Linked DNA regions of Mus musculus: region 1 is linked to region 2. The links are chromatin loops, found by intact Hi-C in ENCODE. Cell type or tissue: gastrocnemius. All regions are shown on one strand. Links, peaks and the distances in the headings refer to the core of each region. The heading gives the core; the rest is flanking DNA.

Region 1 (2,909 bases), core at 203-2,702, 82 kb after region 2:
GAAGGAATACCCATTTGAGGAAAAAGATCATTAACCCCCAATTTAATACATCCTTCACTCAACTTCCAGTTAGTTGAACCCCTTGAATGTCTCTGCTGTTTTCTCATTCGCCACAAGGAGCAGAATTTGGAGTGGAAGAAGGTGGAGGTCTGAGTGAAAGTAGCTAGCTTTCGTAGGCTTTGCAAGCACAGCCATGCGAGTGCGTTGCTGGGGTCCCTCCCAGGACTTGGCAAGAGGCAGAGACAAGTGAGGAGCTCTGCAGTGTTGCCTTCATCTTCTGGACCACACCTGCTCATACAGAGCCGTCCTGCAGTGTGGCTCTGCACAGACAAGAGCTGCTTGTCCTGGAAGATACTGTGCCAGGAAGGCTGTCACCGTTGCACACAAGTAGCACCGGCCTTCTCACTACTTAAGCAGCACTGTTGGAGCTGGCAGCTGGCTCTGCGTGGAGAGGTGTGTGCTGCTGACCTGATTACCTGACTTTAGTTTCCAGGTCCAACCAACTCCATGAGCTCCTCTGACTTCCACATACTGCTCCCTGGCAAAGGCACGTTCAAATACACACACTCATTATCCCCCACCCCCACACTAGGAATATAATAAAAATTTTAAAACTTAAAGTATTATTAATTTAAGTATTAATTATTAAGTATTTATTGAATATTATTAATAAAGTATTAATATAATAACTTGAGCAGCCAGGCCTTCCCATTCTCTCTTCCCTTCCTCTGTTTCGATATCGACAGTCACAGCCATAGGTAGTAGTGGAAACCTGACAACCTTGTCAATATTGCCTCACCAGTCAACTTTGAAATTATTCTGTGGGCTGGTTGGTCCTCCTGATGAGCAAAAGCTGTAGCTTTCTTCATTTATATTTCATACCTGTCATGGTTTTAACATGAGTAAGATTTTACATCTGCAAGATTGCTGCCAGTCCAGAGGCTTAATGTTTTGATTGCCTTGACAGCACAGTGGCTGAGGTTTCTCCTTCTTGTTGGCTAATAGTGGCTTCACCCCACAGATGGTTATTATGTTTCACTGTGCTGGGAGACATTTTGGCATTTTCTCTGCCTATTCCTATCCTCTCTCCACTCCCAGAAATATAGTGCCAATAATGGCAGAGTTTCAGAAAACATCTAAATAGCTATCGTTAGGGATCCTTTAAATTATACTGTATAGAGATTGACCTTTACACGCAAATACTATATAATCATTAAAAATAATGTGTTTCCCTTATTTTGAAATACCTGTGGATACCTGTTTTTCTGAGTTTAAAATTAACATTAAAATCTGTATGGGCTGGGCTGGAAAGATGGCTAAGTGGTTAAGAGCACTGGCTGCTCTCCCTGAAGATGCAGGTTCAATTCCCAGTACTCAAGTGGCACCTTACAACTGTCTGTAACTCTGGTTCCAGGGGATCTGATGCCCTCTTCTGGCCTCCACAGGCACCAGGCACACATGTGATAGACAGATTTACATAAAGGCAAAATACCTATGTGTATAAAAAATAAAAAGAATATGTGCTTTTGTATGTGTGCACATGTGTAGCACATGCGTGCAGGAGGCCTTGGAGGCTAGAGACTGTCAGATCCCCTGAAACTGGAGTTACAGGCAGTTGTGATCCAACCCTAGGTCGTATGCAAGAACAGCTACCACTCTTAACTGCTGAGCTATCTCTCCAGCCCATATAACATGGTTTTATTCCCTTATTTTTATACAGCTTATTATTTATAGAAACTATTCTGTATGTTTCTGTTTGGATTTGGAACACATTGAGATATCCACAACAGTCAGCTATGGTTTCCAATATGAGAATCGATAGGACAGAGTAGTGTAAGGTAGTAAGAACTGGCTCTGAATCCTGGCCCCGCCTCCTGTTCCTCTTTACCTCATAAAACTTCTGTGTCCTTATCTGTAATGGGCTAATAATGCCTATGAAGTCTTTGGGTGAATGGTAACCAGTGAAAATGCCCACATCGTCCTTGATTCTTGGTAAGTAGTGAGTAGCAGGCCCTGCTTGCTAATGGTAGCTCTGTTATGAACGAGGCTCCCCTTGGTGTGTGGTCTATTTCTGAATAACCAGTTGCTCCAGAAGAGTCCTGTTTCCCCAGCTTCTTCTGAGGAGCAAGGATTCTAGGTTAGCTGTGGTTCCCTTCTGTGTTCTCAGACAGGATGTTGGCTCCCAGGGTGGCTTTTCACCTGGCTGGCAGCAGGGAGCTTTAGGCTTTGGGTCTCTCCATGGCAGTACCCTCCTCCTGCAGCTCACTGTCCCCAGAGGGAGAAAGAACAAGGCAGCCTCCACAGTGACTCTTCTGATTTGGGCTATGAAACCAAGTACCGCTGGGCCCTGTGTTTTGCGCCACAGGAACGAGAGTAAGAGTTTGGGGGATGTGTGCACGATTGTGACCAGCTCGGAGGCCGGATTCCACACTCCCGTTGACCTTTGACTATACTCACCCTGGATGCTAGTCTCCACCTCAGCTTTCCTTCCAGCCTGGGCTTGTTTCCGCATTACCATGTCCTAAGCTAGAGAGTTGACCCTTCCCTGTCCGTTTCTGCCAGTGGCCTCCTTTCAGCCACCCAGGCAAACCGTAGAATTACGTTGGCCATTGGCCTTGTTGTTTTGCACAGCCTGTCAGCAACTCCCATGGGGTTTTCCCTGAACATATGTCCCCTGTTCACCACCTCGGTCTGTGCCACCAGGTTACCGCAGAGGCTCTCCCTCCACCTGCTCTCCAGTCTCTGCCCTGGTCCTCCCCTTCTGTCTTCTCCCTGCAGGAGACAAATCAAGCCGTGCTTAAGTAGTGCTTCCCTGGTACTGAAAGAAAGAGCCACAGGCCTACTGCAGTCCCACACCTTGGCTCTGTGCATCTAGCCTGCCTTCCTGGGCGGCTCCCTGGTGCTCTCCA
Region 2 (2,843 bases), core at 344-2,843:
TTGGCAAACTACATGCCCATTGTTGCATCCTTTAATTTATGCTGCTAATTTTTAGCTGAACCAGAATCACTGTATTTTTCAACTGAAACCTACTTAAGTGATTGCTTTTCCTGCCATATCACATTTCCTTATGGTATTTATCAACACCTTGTAAAGTTACCCTGCTTCCTTAGAGAACAGCAAAAGGCCATACCTAAAGTTACCCCTGATCAGCACAAACCTGTCTTTCTTTTCTCCATTACTTCTCCCCTTTTACATCCAGTCTCCCCACTACCTTCTCCACTCAAGAAAAGCAGTCACAGCTGCTTGTTCTGCTGTGAAATATTGACTCTCTGAAAAATAGGATTTAAAAAAGCAAAAAAAACAGAAACCTTGCAGGGCAGTGGGGGCACTCCTAGCCCTCCAAAGGCAGAGGCAGGTGGATCTCCGAGTTCAAGGCCAGCCTGGCCTACAGAGTAAGTTCGAAGACAGCAAGGGCTACACAGAGAAACCCTGTCTCAAACAACAACAACAACAATAAAATTGGTAAAGCAAAGCCAAAAGTATTGTTAACTGTGGTGGTAAAAATCATTCACAGTTTAATAAAGTCTACAAAGGAGGAGATGAAAAACAACATTCTGAGGATTTGTGATAAACTTTCAATGAGCATCCTGAAAATTAAGCCATATAATAGTTGAAGAAACATGGCTGGAGAGATGGCTCAGCGGTTAAGAGCATTAACTACTCTTCCAAAGGACCTGGGTTCAATTCCCAGTACCCACAGGGCAGCTCACAACCATCTGTAATCCCAGTTACAAGGGGTTCAGACACTCTCTTCTGCCCTCCACAGGCATTGCATACACATAGTGGACAGATATGCAAGCAGACAAAGCACCTATACACATTTAATAAAAGTAAAACTAAAAGAGTAATGACTGGAAGTGGCAGGATACCACCTCTAGAACTGGGTCTTGGGGCTGTTTTGAGACAGGGTATCTTAGGGTTAGTGCTGTGATGAAATACCATGACCAAAAGCAAGTTGGGAAGGAAAGAGTTTATTTCATCTTACCCTTCCAGATCATAATCCATCATTGGAGGAAGTCAGGACAGGGTCTCAAGCAGGGCTAAAACCTGGGGGCAGGAACCGATGCAGAGGCCATGGAGGGGTGCTGCTTACTGGCTTGCTCAGCCAGCCCAGGCATGGCACCACCCACAATGGCATTTCTTCAATTGAGCTTCCTTCTTCCCTGATGACTCTAATTGACACACAAAACTAGCCGGCACACAGGGTCTCACTATGTAGCCCTGGCTACCCTCGAACTTGCTATGTAGACCAGGATGGCTTCAAATGTATAGAGTTCCTCCCGCCTCTGCCTCCTGAATGCTGGGATTAAAGGCGTGTGACACCATGTGCAACCATTTTAAAATTAATTTTTTTGAAGTAGGCTCTCACATAGCTCATGCTCAACTTAAACTTACCAAGTAGTCTAAGACTTCTGATCCCTCCCCCTCCCCCCCTCCCCGCCCCCACCAGCTGCCCATTGCTGGTATGACAGGACATGCAAATATCTATGTCCAGTCATTTTTTTGTGGATCTTCGTTCATGTTTGGCCCATTTTCTTTTAAACTTCTGAGCTGTAGTTTCCTCACCTCACTTATTAAGAATTAAACAAGATTCAATGAGATCGCTTTATAAATATGGTTGTCTAGCTTGAGTTCATTCCAAAGCTTGGACTTGCCGCATCAGAGGCTGCCCTGCAGGGGTCGCCAGCGCGCTCTCGGTCTGGTGGCGTCCGCGGCTCCACCTCCCGCGTAAGGCTGTCCGGCTGGCTGCCTGACCCAGCAACGTCCCTAGCTGCGGCGATCCCACGTCCCGCAGACGCACGAGGACACCGCGGGCCCGTCGGGACGCGCTGGATAACGGAGCTTCTGCGGCGTTGCGGGCGGGCAGCGCGGCCCGGCCGGGGTCCTTGCGGGTCCTCGGCGGGCCCGGGGGAGGGCCCTCTTTGTGGCTGCAGTTGGCAAGATGGCGCCGGTGGGGGTGGAGAAGAAGCTGCTGCTGGGTCCCAACGGGCCCGCAGTGGCGGCCGCCGGCGACCTGACAAGTGAAGAGGAGGAAGGCCAGAGTCTATGGTGAGGAGCGTATAGAGCCGCAGATGGCGCGGCCGGACCGGGAGCGGGCCGGAGCGGGCAGGACCGTGGGCAGACATTGATGGGCAGTCGTGGGCCGAGCGGTCCTAGGCGGTCCCGCGCTGACCACTCTTGTCATTGTCGCCGCAGGTCTTCGATCTTGAGCGAAGTGTCCACCCGTGCCAGGTCCAAGCTGCCGTCCGGCAAAAACATTCTGGTGTTCGGTGAGCAGCGGGGTACTGCCCTGGGGCGCAGGGGTGGGTCAGGCGGCGCCCCTCCCACTGGTTCCCAGGCTTCTCCACCCTTAGCGCCTGCTTGTCGCTTGCCTGCCTGGGAGGGCACCCTGGACTCTGGCAGGGTAGCTGCTGAGTCTCCAAGCCCACACCTCTACTGACCCCCTAGAATGCAGCTCCGTTTGGAGTCCAGTGATGTGATGTGGGCTTGGGGCATTGGGGCACATTCCTTCAGTCTTTTGGCTGAGCCTTCTTCAGCCTTGACTCGGTTCATCGGTTAGCCTTGTGCTCACCAAGTTGAGGATGTGGAGGAAGGAAAAAGAGGATGTGCAGGCTGGATGGAGAAGATGAGGGAAGTAGGTGACCTGGACTGGGAAACTGAGGAGATGGACGAAGTCTTTTCTTCAGTCTTCATGGGCAGGCAGCAGAGCTTGGGAGTCAGCCCCAGGAACTTTCTTGCATAAATCCTGCCCTCACTGCTGGGTTGCCCAGTCAGTCATT

What was found. Hi-C counts contacts between places; a loop is a spot of excess contacts. Peaks named below come from ENCODE experiments on the same cell type or tissue, not always from the same donor. Only the 100,000 strongest peaks of a DNase experiment are listed, where the experiment ranks them.
Region 1: it touches region 2 in a loop (2.1-fold over the local background); 1 of 42 quality-filtered maps calls a loop at or near these places.

The regions. Positions count from the first base shown.
Region 1 is chr8:104,359,774-104,362,682 of GRCm38, reverse strand. All of the region lies in intron 1 of Cmtm4 (CKLF-like MARVEL transmembrane domain containing 4), which reads left to right. Among named protein-coding and RNA genes, the nearest start is that of Cmtm3, 21 kb to the right of the region's middle. In gastrocnemius, for the core only: a CTCF peak has its summit at 1,437 (motif pointing left); DNase peaks (open chromatin) are centred at 317 and 2,679; H3K27ac peaks cover 41 bases.
Region 2 is chr8:104,441,964-104,444,806 of GRCm38, reverse strand. It overlaps Dync1li2 (dynein, cytoplasmic 1 light intermediate chain 2), which reads left to right and starts at 1,760. Exons shown (of 13, transcript NM_001013380.2): 1 at 1,760-2,112; 2 at 2,260-2,333. The coding sequence starts at 2,006. In gastrocnemius, for the core only: a CTCF peak has its summit at 1,731 (motif pointing right); DNase peaks (open chromatin) are centred at 1,777, 1,983 and 2,303; H3K4me3 peaks cover 1,412 bases; H3K27ac peaks cover 1,322 bases.